Linked DNA regions of Homo sapiens: region 1 is linked to region 2. The links are chromatin contacts, found by Hi-C or POLR2A ChIA-PET in ENCODE. All regions are on one chromosome and are shown on one strand. Each heading gives the region's core, a stretch centred on a gene start or an enhancer-like site at or near the end of the contact. The rest is flanking DNA. Distances are from core to core; before and after follow the strand shown. Region 1 holds the start of ZNF789 (zinc finger protein 789). Region 2 overlaps SMURF1 (SMAD specific E3 ubiquitin protein ligase 1).

Region 1 (7,576 bases), core at 814-3,313, 360 kb before region 2:
AGTGCAGTGGTGTAATCATGGCTCACTGTAGCTTCCAACTCCTGGGCTTAAGCAATGCTCCTGCCTCAGTCTCCTAAGCAGATGGGACTGCAAGAGTGCACCACCACGCCCAGTTGTTTGTAGTTCTTTTGTAGGTGGGGCCTTGCTATGTTGCCCAGGGTGGACCCTCTGCCTTTTAAGCAAAGAGGTACACTCTAAAAACTATCCTGATCAATGGCTCCAAGGCTGGAGCAAAGGCCTCATCCCTTTCATTCTCTACACCAAACTTGTCCAAACCTCAGCCTGTGGACCGCATATGGCCCAGGACGACTTTGAATCCAACCCAACACAAATTCGTAAACTTTCTTTTTTTTTTTTTTGAGGTGGAGTCTCGCTCTGTCGCCCAGGCTGGAGTGCAGTGGCGCGATCTCGGCTCACTGCAAGCTCCGCCTCCCGGGTTCACGCCATTCTCCTGCCTCAGCTTCCCGAGTAGCTGGGACTACAGGCGCCCGCCACCACGCCCCGCTAATTTTTTGTATTTTTAGTAGAGACGGGGTTTCACCGTGTTAGCCAGGATGGTCTTGATCTCCTGACCTCGTGATCCTCCCGCCTTGGCCTCCCAAAGTGCTGGGATTACAGGCGTGAGCCACCGCGCCCGGCTCGTAAACTTTCTTAAAACCTTATGAAATTGTTTTGCGATTTTTTTTTAGCTCATGAGCTATTTTTAGTGTTTGTGTATTTTATGTGTAGTCCAAGACAATTCTTCTTCCAATGTGGCCCAGGGAAGCCAAGAGATTGGACACCCCTGCACTATATTTACTGAATGTGTTTGTGAAGGCTGTGCATCTGAATGTCAGACTTGCTAATGAAAAATTAAATGGAGTCCATGTTTTGGGTACGGCCCTAGGCCAACCACCCACAGCCATGTAAGGCATTTAAAATACATTGATTTCTCCCTTGAGTTCAGGAGTTGGAGACTGCAATGAGCTATGATGGCACCACTACACTCCACCCTGGGTGACAGAGCAAGACCCTGTCTCTCTTAAAAACAACAGGCCGGGCGTGGTGGCTCACACCTGTAAATCCCAGCACTTTGGGAGGCCGAGGCGGGCGGATCATGAGGTCAGGAGTTCAAGACCAGCCTGGCCAACATAGTGAAACCCAGTCTCCACTAAAAATACAAAAATTAGCCGGGCATGGTGGCGCGTGCCTGTAGTCCCCGCTACTCGAGAGGCTGAGGCAGGAGAATCGCTTGAACCCGGGAGTTGGAGGTTGCAGTGAGTCGAGATTGGCCCATTGTACTCCAAACTGGGCAACAGAGTAACACTTCGTCTCAAACACAACAGCAACAACAATTCCTTATTTCCCTGAAAAGTGTGCGCTGACCAGGAAAGAAGCTTTTTTCTCGTCCGCATGATAAACTGAACCAATCAGCTACAGATGCGAGGCTGATCCAGCTCGACTTACCCTAGAAGGAATGCAAGTTGATAATGGCCAATTACAATCAAGATCACTGCACTTCCTCATTTAGCTTTCCAAGCTGCCATTGGAACAATTTGCCAGCTGTTCCTCTGCATGCACAATAAACTCTTAAAACTTTAACTGGAGGGGACTGTTAACTTTTGACAAAATCCAAAATGCCGCTTCACAATCACGTGAACACCTTCCACTAACAACCACGGCTCATCTCCCACTCTAACAAAACCAAGTCCAGGCGTTCACCATCCATTCATTCTTCGGACTTTGCTCCTCTCGCTGCCGAAGACTTGACACCGCCAAAAATACTCAAAAGCTGGTGCCACAGGCCCCGAGAGCCGCCGCACAAACCCGGAGCGTCCCCTGCGAGCCGGGGGTGTGCGCAGTGGCCTACCCCCCGCACCCACGCCCCCCACAACACTCGTTTCCTTCTCCCCAAACCTGCTGACGGCTCCGAATCTCCGCCAAGCCGCCTCCACCAGGGGCTGGGCTCTCCTCTCGGGGTTCCCGGGCCTGACCCGAGGTCTGTCTGGTCCGCGCCCCTCGGCGAATCACCCCTTACCGGAGGAACAGACACAACCACTCTGGCAGCCTCAGAGCCTCTCGCTGGCTCCACCTGCGCGCGCCGAGCGAAGCGTCCCAGCCAGCGGCCCCTCTAGGACCGCGGAGGCTTCACGACTCTCTTGTCAGACAAAGAGAGTGGCGCCCGCGCGAGTGGGCCCGAACCAATCAACGGCCGCCCTCCCCGCCCAGGCCAATCAACGGCCGGAGACAGCACCGAGAGAGTCACGTGATGGACAGGGCCCCGCCCCTCCTGTTTAATCGTAACATAATTTAGAATTATTCTATGATTCAAGAGCGACACAATTCGTTTCTTTGGCTGTGTGTTTGTGGAGGGGAGTAAGGTTATCAGATAAAAGAAGAAAAATGGGCCAGGCGCGGTGGCTTACGCCTGTAATCCCAGCACTTTGGGAGGCAGAGGCCGGCGGATCAGGTCAAGAGATTTAGATCATCCTGGCCAACATGGTGAAACCCCTTCTCTACTAAAAATACAAAAAAATTGCCGGGCGCGGTGGCTCACGCCTGTAATCCCAGCACTCTGGGAGGCCGAGGCGGGTGGATCACCTGAGGTCGGGAGTTCGATACCAGCCTGACCAACAATGGAGAAACCCGTCTCTACTAAAAATACAAATAAAATTAGCCGGGCATGGTGGTGCCTGCCTGTAACCCCGGCTACTCGGGAGGCTGAGGCAGGAGAAGCGCTTGAACCCGGGAGGCGGAGGTTGCGGTGAGCCGAGATTGCGCCACCGCACTCCAGCCTGGGTGACAGAGCGAGACTCCGTCTCAAAAAAAAAAAAAAAAAAAAAAAAATTAGCTGGGCATGGTGGCGGCGTGCCTGTAGTGCCAGCTACTCGGGAGGCTGAGGCAGGAGAATCACTTGAACTCGGGAGGCGGAGCTTGCAGTGAGCCGAGATCCCACCACTGCACTCCAGACTGGCGACAGAGCGAGACTCTGTCTCAAAAAAAAAAAAAAGAATATTAGATCTTAATTAAAAGGATAATTGTGTGGCTTATGTAAATTACCCCCAAAATACAGTTTTAATGTGAGTAAGGGGTTAATTTTTTTTCTTTTTTTTTTGAGACAGTCTCGCTCTCGCCCAGGCTGGAGTGCAGTGGCGCGATCTCGGCTCACTGCAAGCTCCGCCTCCCGGGTTCACGCCATTCTCCTGCGTCAGCCTCCTGAGTAGCTGGGACTACAGGCGCCCGCTACCACTCCCGGCTAATTTTTTTTGTGTGTGTGTTTTTAGTAGAGACGGGGTTTCACCATTTTGGCCAGGCTGGTCTCGAACTCCTGACCTCAAGTGATCCGCCTGCCTTGGCCTCCCAAGTTTTGTTTGTTTTTTATTTCTTCTAAACAAAACAAAACAAACAGGATACACGTGCAGAACGTGCAGGTTTGTTACATGTGCCATGGTGGTTTGCTGCACCTATTGACCCATCCTCTAAGTTCCCTCCCCTTACCCCCGACTCCCCAAAAGGCCCAGGTGTGTGTTGTTCCCCTCTCTGTGTCCATGCGTTCTCAATATTCAATTCCCACTTATGAATGAGAACATGCTGTGTTTGGTTTTCTGTTCCTGTGTTAGTTTGCTGAGGCTGATGGCCACCAGCTTCATCCATGTCCCTGCAAAGGACAGGATCTCATTCCTTTTTGTGGCTGCTTAGTATTCCATGGTGTATTTGTACCACATTTTCTTTATCCAGTCTACCACTGATGGGCATTTGGGTTGGTTCCATGTCTTTGCTATTGTAAATAGTGTTGCAATAAACATATGTGTGTTGGCTGAGTGCAGTGGCTCACGCCTGCAATTCCAGCACTTTGGGAGGTCAAGGCAGGCAGATTACCTGAGATCAGGAGTTCGAGACCAGCCTGGCCAACATGGTGAAACCCCGTCACTACTAAAAATACAAAAATTAGCCGGGCTCGGTGGCAGGAGTATGTAATCCCAGCTACTCGGGAGGCTGAGGCAGGAGAATCGCTTGAACCCAGGAGGCGGAGGTGGCAGGGAGCCGAGATTGTGCCATTGTACTCCAGCCTGGGTGACAGAGTGAGACTCTGTCTCATAAATAAATAAATAAAATAAAATAAAAAATAAAAGAGATGGGGTCTTGCTATGTTGCCCAGGCTGGTCTCAAACTCCTGGGCTCAAACGATCCTCCCATCTCGACCTCCCAAAGTTCTGGGATTACAGGCATGAGCCATCGCACCTGGCTCCTGTTGGCTTTAACAGAAAACAGGAACACTCAGTACTCCAGGTTCAAGACATTTGAACATAGGGAAGGCAGTGAGGTCAGGCCTGGCCACCCCTAGGGAGAGGACAAGGAACTCAGTCCAGCAGGTCGTTCCAGGAATACGAATGTGGGGAGGGAGCCGGATGACACGTCAGGCCAGCGCAGTCCCATAGGAGCGGCTCGGGGAAGACAACTGACTTCCTCCTCATTTGTTTTGAATAACGCTTTGTGCTAGTGGTGCTGGAACTTCAAATGCTGGAGATCAGGCTGCACCACCAATGCTTCTCCAAGGATAGCAGCCCCCAGGGTGGGCAGGTAGTTTTTGGATTGGGAAGGCAACTATTTCCCGAGCTCTGAACCGTTTTATTTATTTTTTCATTTAGAGACAGTGTCTCACCTTGTCACCCAGGTTGGAGTGTAGTGGCACAATGATAGCTCACTGCAGCCTCGACCTGCGCTCAAGGGATCATCCCGCCTCAGCCTCCTAAGCAGCAGCTGGTACTACAGGTATGCACCACTACACCTGGCATTTTTGCTTTTGCTTTTATCGTTGTTTTTTGTTTGTTTGTTTGTTTATTTTTTTATTTTTATTTTTTTTTTGAGAGACGGTTTTGATACGTTGCCCAGGCTGGTCTTGAACTCCTGGGCTCAAGCAATCTGCCCGCCTCAGCCTCCCAAAGTGCTCCTGCACTGTTTTAAGGTCCTGTCTGAAGTCCTGTGAATGTACTGTCTGAGGCACAGTCCTGATAAATCCTGCTACAGATGTGAACAGCACGACCTAAGTATTGGTTCTGAATTTTTCCTCACACTTTAGCTAAGGTGCCGGTCCACTGCTGAAGTACCTACGCAAATAAATCTTTAGGGCTAAAGAACAGAAAATACAGTGTCCAAGGTTGAGAGTTACCGGCAAGCTATAACTCCTGTTGGCTAAAGAAAGGGATGATCACATGTTTGACCCCGACGTGATTTGAACACGCAACCTTCTGATCTGGAGTCAGACGCGCTGCCGTTGCGCCACGAGGTCTTGGAAACCTAACTTTTTTGTGCTTTAGATGGACCCTAAAGAGTTCTTTTTCCCTTTTGTAATTCAGAGGGAAGTGTAAAAGTAAACGAAACAGGATAGAAGCAGACGCCACCACGGGGTTCGGGAATAATCCTCTTGTCATTCGGGAAAATTCACCTGCCTCGGGCTGTGTAGTCTCCTAAGGAGACACGTTTGGGAAGCCACAGTGGAAAATGTTTCACGCAGCTTAGCAGAGAAGGCTGGGGCGGGGTTGTCAGGGATCCGGATTCTCTTCTCCCCAGCCCTCTGCTTGGGGAGCACTAAGAATTTGCACGAGGGCCAGATCAACGAAAGAGTACTATGTTCAAGCTGGGGGCGGTGGCTCACGCCTGTAATCCCAGCAGTTTGGGTGGCCGAGGCTAGGCGGATCACCTGAGGCCAGGAGTTCGATACCAGCCTGGCCAACATGGTGAATCCCCGTCTCTACTAAAAATATAAAAATTAGCCGGGCGTGGTGGCGGGTGCCAGTAATCCCAACTACTCGGGAGGCTGAGGCAGAATCGCTTCAACTCGGGAGGCGGAGGTACAGGGAGCCGAGATCGCGCCATTGCACTCCAGCCTGGGCGACAGAGCGGGACTCCGTCTCTTACCAAAAAAAAAAAAATTATCTTTGGAATAATCTGCTCCCTCCAACCCACCCCCACCTTCCCCGAAACAACCCCAGTTCATTAACTAAAACGTTGGCATTTATACATATACAAATCACAGCTCCTGCGCCCTCAGTCCTTCCATCCACCCCAGGGGATCGGGCATTGGCGTAGCTTCCCTCCGGCCTCTTCCCGGGGCCTCCCTGGATTCCAGTGTGCGGATCCTGGGCTCCGGCGGCTCTGCGTCCCCGCGAGTGTCCGGCCTGGGGAAGGGGCGGGGGCGCGGGTGCCACTGGCCACTCCTGCCTTTTGCTGCTCTCCTGCACGTCCCACGGAACAGCGGCCCCCTCAGCTTCCCCTGCCCCAGCCCTCAAGTCCATCAGCTCCCGGAGGCTGCCTCTGCCCGGACACAGTGCAGTCGGGTCTCTTCGGTCCCTCGTAGTCTTCCAGGTCCCATACTCGCACCCTGCAGGAGGATTCCCTGGGTGGACCAGGAAGGTCCCCAGGCCGATTCCTGCCCCACGGAGGACCTGACACCTGGGGTCCGGCAGACCCCATCCCTGATCCTTCCTGCGGGGCCCTCTGCCCCAGCCCTGGCATCTGCCCCAGCCCTGGGGAGTGGGAGTTACATAGGCCCTGGTGCAATGGGCAGGGTTTTTCCTGGGGGTTCAGTTGCTTAGGGACGCAGCCCAAGGCGGGTAATAAACTCCTAAGACTACATTATACCCGCATTATACCGTGGATGGTCAACACACACCGCAAGGAGCAAGTGAAATAAACTTTGAAGACAGAGAGTTCAAGGGTGCAAGGAACCGTTGAGAACACTCCTACCGCAGTACACTACTATATTTGCTGGGGTTGGTTGGTTTGTTTGGAGACAAGTTCTCACTCCATCACCCAGGCTGCAGTGCAGTGGCCCCATCTCTGCTCACTGCAACCTCCGCCTCCCAGGTTCAAGCAATTCTCCCGCCTCAGCCTCTGGAGTAGCTGGAATGACAGGCGCATATCACCACGCTTGGCTACTTTTTGTATTTTTAGCAGAGATGAGGTTTTGCCATGTTGAGGAGGCTGATCTCGAACTCCTGATCTCAGGTGATCCGCGCACCTTGGCCTCCCAAAGTGCTGGGATTACAGGCGTGAACCACCGCGACCAGCCTGGTTTTTTTTTGTTTGTTTGTTTTTTGTTTTTTTTGAGACAGAGTCTTGCTCTGCCGCCCAGGCTGGAGTGCAGTGGCTTGACCTCCGCTCGCTGCAACCTCCACTTCCCAGGTTCAAGTGATTCTCCTGCCTCAGCCTCCCAAGTAGCTGGAATTGCAGGCACCTGCCACCGCGCTCAGCTAATTTTTTTCGTATTTTCACCATGTTGGCCCGGCTGGTTTTGAACACCTGACCTCAAGTGATCCGCCCACCTCTGCCTCCCAAAGTGCTAGGATTACAGGCGTGAACCACCGCACCTGGCCTGTTTGTTTTGTTTTGTTTTTTTAACCATTTTTAATTCCCACTGGCGATGCTGGCCGTGCTTTCACACACCTATAATTGTATATGCGATTTTCACTGCCTGGGGAGAAGGGAAGCAGACATGGAGGAGCCCCACAATGCCACCTCTGAAACAAGAAATGTAGCAGAATGAACTGAACGAGGGTGGCATTTATTTGGCAAGTTATGACTACAAGACCTGCTC
Region 2 (6,799 bases), core at 1,736-4,235:
CTTTTGATTTTCTTAATTCTCTGTATTGCTGCTTTATTCTCTATTTCACTTATCTGTGCTCTAATCTTTAATATTTCCTTTCTTCTGCTTGCTTTGGGTTGAATTTGCTGTTCTTTTTCTAATTCCTTGAGATGGAAGTTTAGGTTATTGATTTCAGGTCTTCCTATTTCAATATATGCATTTATAGCTATGAATTTTGTTCTCTTCACTGCTTTTGTTATATGCCACACATTTTGATATGTTGTATTTTCATTCTCATTCTTCTCAAAGTATTTTCTAATTTCTCTTGTCATTTTTTTCTTGACCTATTGATTAACAGTGTATAAGTTCACATTTTTGTAAATTCCAAATTTTCTTCTGTTATTGATTTCTAATTTTATTCCAGTATGGATGCAGAAGATACTGTGTATTACTTCATTCTTTTAAAATTTATTAAGACTTGTTTTGTGGCCTAATATGTATCCTAAAGAATGTTCCACATGTGCTTGAGAAGAATACACTTTCTGCTACTGTTGGGTAAACTGTCCTGTATATGTCCGTTAGGTATAGTTGCTTTATAGTATTTTTTAAGTCTTCTGTTTTCTTGTTGATCTTCTGTTTAGTTGTTCTGTTGTTATTGAAAATGGAGTATTGCTGTCTCCAACAATTATTGTAGAGCTATTTCTCCCTCAATTTTGTTAGTTTTTTTCCTCATATATTTGGGGCTCTATTGTTAGGTTCATATATGCTTATAATTGTTGTATCTTCTTGATGGTTTGACTCTTTTATCATTATATAAGGTTTTTCTTTGTCCCTTATAACAATTTTTGTCTTAAAGTCTGTTTTATCCGATATTAATATAGCCACTGCAGTTGGTTACTGTTTGCATGGGTTATCCTTTTCTATCCTTCTATTTTCAACCTATTTGTGTAATTGGATCTAAAAGTAATCTCCTGTTTATGTTAAGTAAATATTTTCTAGTGTATTATTTTAATTCCCTTTAGTACAAATTTAAATAGTATTTTCTTAGTGGTTGCCCCGTGGTTTACAATTAACATCTTAATTTATAACAATCTAGTTTAACTTAATACCAACTTAGTTTCAATGATATATAAAAACTTTGCTCTTATATAGTTCTGTCCACCACTTTATCTTGTTATTGTCACAGATTATATCTTTATACATTATGTGCTCATCAGTGTGTATTTGTAATAATTTTTATGCAGCCATCTGTTAAATCATATTTTAAAAAGAAGAGTTACAAGCCAAAAATAACATTACTATTCCTTTTTTAAATTTGCCTATATATTTTCCTTTATTAGTGTTCTTTATTTCTCAGGTTACTGTCTAATGTTCTTTTTTTTTTTTTTTTTTTTTTTTTTTTAGACGGAGTCTCACTTTGTCACCCAGGCTGGAGTGCAGTGGCATGATCTCGGCTCACTGCAAGCTCCGCCTCCCGGGTTCACGCCATTCTCCTGCCTCAGCCTCCTAAGTAGCTGGGACCACAGGCCCCGCCACCACACCCAGCTACTGTTTTGTATTTTTAGTAGTGACAGGGTTTCACCGTGTTAGCCAGGATGATCTCGATCTCCTGACCTTGTGATCTGCCCGCCTTGGACTCCCAAAGTGCTGGGATTACAGGTGTGAGCCACCGCTCCCAGCCGTCTAATGTTCTTTTGTTTCAGCTTGAAAGACTCCCCTCAGCATTTCTTGTAGAGCAGGTTTACTATCTACAAACTTTCTTGGTTTTTAGCTTTGTAATGTCTTCATTTCTCCTTTGTATTTGAAGGATAGTTCTGGCACATATAGAATTTTTGGTTGACAATGCTTTTCTTTTAGTAATTTGAATATATAATTCCATTGCCTTTGGCTCTATGGTTTCTGATGCGATGTCAGATGTGACTTTTATTGAGGATGCCTTCTACATGATTAGTTGTTTCTCTCTTGCTGTTTTCAGGATTCTCTCTTTGTCTTTGTCATATAACAATTTGATTATAATGTGTTCCTGTGTGTATCCCTTTGAATTTATCTTACTTAAAAGTTTGTTTAGCTTCTTGAATGTGTAGATTCATGTTTTTCATCAAGTTTGGGACACTTGCAGTCATTATTTTTAAAAATAATTTTCCTGCTCCTTTCTCTTCTCTCATTCTGGGATTCCTATTATGCTTATGTTATGCCAGATGGTATTCCACAGACTTCTTAGACTCTCTTTATTTAAAAAAAATTTTTTTTTATTTCTGTTCATCAAGCCAGAAAACCTCAAGTTACCTATTCTCAGGTTTATCTATTCTCATGACTTCATTTTTTACCTGTTCAAATCTGCTGTTGAGCCTCTCGTGAATTTTTAATTTACATTATTGTACTTTTCAAACCCAGAATTTTTATTTGATTGCTTTTTTATAATTTTTGTCACTTTGTTGATATTCTGTATTTGTTGAGACACTGTTCTCATGGTTTCCATTAGTTCTTTAGACCTGGCTTTTGTTTTTGTTTTTAGCTCTTCAAGCATATTTAGGACCATTGATTTAAATAGTCTTTGTCTAGTAAGTCCAGTGACTAGGCTTCCTCAGGGGCAATTTCTGTTAATTTCTTTTTTCTGGGTATAGGCCATAGTTTTTTGTTTATGTCTTGTAATTTTTTTGTTCCAAACTGGATTTTTTGTATATTATAATGTGGTAACTTAGGAAATGAGATGCTCCCCCTCCCTGTGGATTGTTGCTGCTTGTTATAGCTATGCCTTGTTCATTTAGGACTTTTCTGAACTAATTTTGTGAAGTCTGTATCCTTTGTCATGTGTGGCCACAGAGGCCTCTCTTCCACTAGCTTAGTGGTCAGCTGATGAATCACTAGAGATTTATTTACACGTCTGGAATGACAACAACAACAACAGAAACCCCCCAGTCTTTGCAGATGGGCTGTGTGTATGTTGTGAGGCACGCCTTCAAGGTGCAGCCAGGCATTTTACAACTCTGTCTTAGTTTTTACTTCCTGTTTGCAAAGATCCTGAAAGTCAGCCAGAGGTAGGAGCTTAGGGCCCTCTTAGGTCTTTTCTGAGCATGCACCCAGTTGTGGCATGCATGTGACTTTCTTGATTCACAAAAATATGTAGGAGCTCTTCAAATGAAGCCCATATTCCCTAAAGTATCTCATTCCTTAGCCTTTCCTCCCAAGTGTTTACATTAGTCCATTGTTTGTCTCTTGCCCCAGGTAATAGCAATGAGTACATTAAATGTTTTCAACAAATGCATGCCCCTACACCCCACCTCTCCTCCCCTGTAGACCTCTACCACTCCCACACTTCTACCCTTGATATCTACCTTAGCCCTGGGAGAGTTCTGAGTTAGGCAAAAGACAGGCATATCCTTTGAGCCAGTTCTTCAGGGAGCCACTAGACAGGTCAAATCAGTCAACCACAATTCTTTGAGAATAAGATATGTTCTGCTCCCTGTGGTACTAGGTACCTGTACTGGAATGTTAGCTGTTGCCTTCAAGGCTGCTGCTGAACTGGGGAGTGGATGGGACCAGGGTAAATTAAAATTCCATGACTCTCTCTTAGCTGTTTATTTTGTATTAGGTGTTCCCTTGCTTGTAGTAAGCTTTTGATTATTTCCCAGTGTTCTGAAACAGTTGATTCTGGCAGTTTTTGCCAGTTATTCATTGTTTTTAATAGAGTGACAGACTTGGTGTTCTCTACTGTCTTAGTCCATTGTCTGGTGCCATAACAGAATACCATAGACTGGGTAATTTATAAAGAAAATAAATTTATTTAAAATTAATTTAAATTGAAATTTGCTAAATAGCTCTTCATAGAGATTATTTTAGTTTATATGCCTACCAGCAATGTCTGAGAGTGGCTGTTTCTCTATACCATCATCAACACTACTTAGTATCAAATTTCTTGATCTTCACAAATTGATGGATACATGCCATCTCTTTTTGGTTTATTGGTTTTTCTCTTATGATTTTGGATAAACATCTTTTTAGGTGTCATTCGTATTTGGTTTTCCACTGAACTGCCTTTTTGTATCATTGACCTTTATTCCATTATTCTTGGCCTTTAAAATTTATTTATTAGTTATTACCACTACCTCTTGACTAGGGTAATATATTGAACTGGTTCAAAAATCAAAGTGCTATAAAAAGGAGTACTCAGTAAGTCTTGCACCTGCAGTTGGTAGCTATTTTATTAGTTTCTTATTGATCCTTCCATGGTTCTCAACATGCAAATACAAGCAAATGCTAAAATACTTGTTAACTCCCTTTTTACACAAAAGGCGGCACCCTATGTCTACCACTTGTGTATTGTTTTTGTCATGTACTATTTTCCTGGGGACCGCTCTCATCCTTTTTCATGGCTGTGTATTTACCAGAATTTACTCAGTCAGTACTGTGTTGCTGGATCACTTCGGCTTTTTCCAGGCCTTTGTTCCTCAGTGATGTGCTAAGTAGCCCCATGCATGTCATTTCTTTACATGTGCCAGTTTGTCTATGGACGACATTGCCAGAGTAAGATTGCTGAGTTAAACGGCACATGCATTTAAAAAGATATGATAGATATGGCTGGACTTCCCTACGTAGGTGTTGTAACATTTTGCATTTGTTCCAGTCTGTTTCTGCATCATCTTTTCAATAGATTGTCAAACTTGGATTTTTGCCAGTCTGATAGGTGAGAGATGGCATCTTATTGTAGGTTTAATCTGCATCTCTCTTGAGTGAGGTTGAGGGTCCTTTCATATATTCACGGGCTGTTTATGTTTATTTCCTGTGAGCTAGCTCTTGATATCTAGTTCCCTGATTCTTCCCCAAGAAAAATTCCATAAATATTTTCACAGGATTGTGTTAAATTCCTAGATTAATTTGGAAAGAACTGATTTTATGTTGCATCTTTTTATCCAAGAACTTGTTATGTTTCTCCATTTGTTCAACCCTTCATATATAAAACTTTCTTCATATGGTTTTATTTCTAAAGTTTATTTCTAGGAATTTTATCTTTTTTCACTGTTGCTTTAAATGAGATCTTTACCACATCTGTGAACTAAGATTGCCTGTAGATACAAAGGTTGTTGTTTTCAGTATTCTAATTGTGTTCCCAGTTATCTTACTGAATTATTCTTATTCTTTATAATAGTTTTTCAGTATATTTTCCTGATAATCATATCAATGAACAATGTTTCAGGACCTCATTTTTTATTTCTAGCTCTTTTTCTTATTCTGTTGAGTCATTAGTGCATCCCAACACTCTTCTACAGTACAAAGGAGTCTGTGTACTATGTACTATGTGTTGCTGGTTTGAGGGATGTCCTTGTTTGCTCTTGGCTTTGATGGAAATGTGTCTTAATGTTTGTCCATGAAGCGAGATATTAGCTTTTGAATTGAAATATGTATATTTTATCATGTGGAGAAAACATTTATATCTTTTTCTTGTATTAAGTTTAAAAAAATCATACTTGGATGTCGAATTTTATCAAATGCTTTTTCGTTATCTTTGGTGACTCACTCAGAGTCCAGTCAGAAAAACAAACTACTCCAGGCATTTCAGATGGAAGAGATTGAATATGAGGATTGGGTTATATACGAGTTCAAAGGCTGACAAAATACAAAGGAAATGGGGTACTAGGATAGTGCAGACACTGTCACTTCCAGGGCTGGGGAAAAATAAGAGATGGTGTTACCACAGTTTTGGAGCTTGGTGCAGGGCTCCTGTGGGGCTGGTCTCCAGGCCTCCGAGAGAGGCACTGCAGAACTGCTGTACAGATGTTTGAGGGTGTGGGTGCAGCTCAGTGAGTGTTTGAACCCCTAGGGAGGGTTTGTGACCTGGTGGGTGCCAAGTCAACTGAGAGGGCTCCCATCTGGTCAGCGTTTGGGAGCCAGCCAGTGAGGGAGTGAACACAGTATAGCCTGAGGACAACCTGGGGCTAAGCCCTGCGGCTTGCCGGTGTCTGTGAGGGGGTGTGGCGAGGCTGGCACTAAGAGTGACAACGGAAGATGGGGGCTGGAACCACCATCTGCTGCTGCTGGTGGCATACTGACAGAAATAGGAAACTAGGAAGGAAGTCCCTTTTTCTCTCCTGTCATCTTCCATCCTCTCTCTAGGACTTCCTGTTGGCAGAAGTTAACAGGGAGTCAGTCAACAGGGGTCTGGAAAACCTAGGTAAGTTGGTGAAACTCTAGCCCCAGCGTTATAGAGAGAGTATAGCAGAGTAGGCTTGGAGAGGAAAGAACGTGGGTAAATAACTGCACATCAGGAATCATGCTATTCCCTTAACATGTCACTTCTGGGTGTACAGAATGACTTTCAACACGATGCATTAGCTTAATATCATATTAGGAAAACTCAACCTCTTCCAAATTTCCGGTCACGCCACAAATTTGTTACTCTTGTCAATACTGAATTCCATTCTGTTATGCTCAGAAGGTTACTAAGAGCCTTCTTACTAAACTTCTTCCTTGATTTAAAGTGTGCATATTACTTTAGGCTTGCAGCTGTGTGTCTAGTGATGGAATTGAAGAAATGGCTCTGGAAAATGCTCTGCTCATCTAATGGGCAATGCTCCTGTGTCCTTTTCTTTTTTTCTTTCTTTCTTTCTTTTTTTTTTTTTTTTTTTTTTTTGAGACAGAGTTTCTCTCTATTGCCCAGGCTGGAGTGCAGTGGTGCGATCTTGGCTCACTGCAACCTTCACCTCCTGGGTTCAAGCGATCCTCCTGCCTCAGCCTCCCCAGTAGCTAGGATTACAGGCATGCACCACCACGCTCGGTTAATTTTTTTGTATTTTTAGTAGAGACGGGGTTTCACCATATTTGCCAGGCTGGTCTTGAACCC

The links. Hi-C counts contacts between places; a loop is a spot of excess contacts on that map. ChIA-PET counts read pairs that join two places held with the same protein, here RNA polymerase II (POLR2A). Pooled maps may share reads with other maps.
Region 1: a loop to region 2 is called in a pooled map, with 3 times the contacts of the local background. The contact joins the promoter of ZNF789 here to the enhancer-like site in region 2. A Hi-C loop is called at or near these places in 1 of 50 pooled maps. POLR2A ChIA-PET finds 5 or more read pairs at or near these places in 2 of 52 experiments (HCT116 and T-cell).

Annotation. Positions count from the first base shown.
Region 1 is chr7:99,467,377-99,474,952 of GRCh38, reverse strand. ZNF789 (zinc finger protein 789) reads right to left here and starts at 2,063. Exons shown (of 5, transcript NM_213603.3): 1 at 1,897-2,063. It overlaps TRW-CCA5-1 (tRNA-Trp (anticodon CCA) 5-1), which reads right to left and starts at 5,269; the gene lies at 5,198-5,269. RefSeq lists enhancers at 1,774-2,063, 2,354-2,443, 2,664-2,823.
Region 2 is chr7:99,108,402-99,115,200 of GRCh38, reverse strand. The region is part of intron 1 of SMURF1 (SMAD specific E3 ubiquitin protein ligase 1); the gene reads left to right. Among named protein-coding and RNA genes, the nearest start is that of SMURF1, 32 kb to the left of the region's middle. RefSeq lists enhancers at 3,211-3,280, 5,832-6,334. Within about 2 kb of position 2,985, at least 4 of the 41 ENCODE cell types and tissues checked have a DNase peak (open chromatin) inside an H3K27ac peak, as active enhancers do.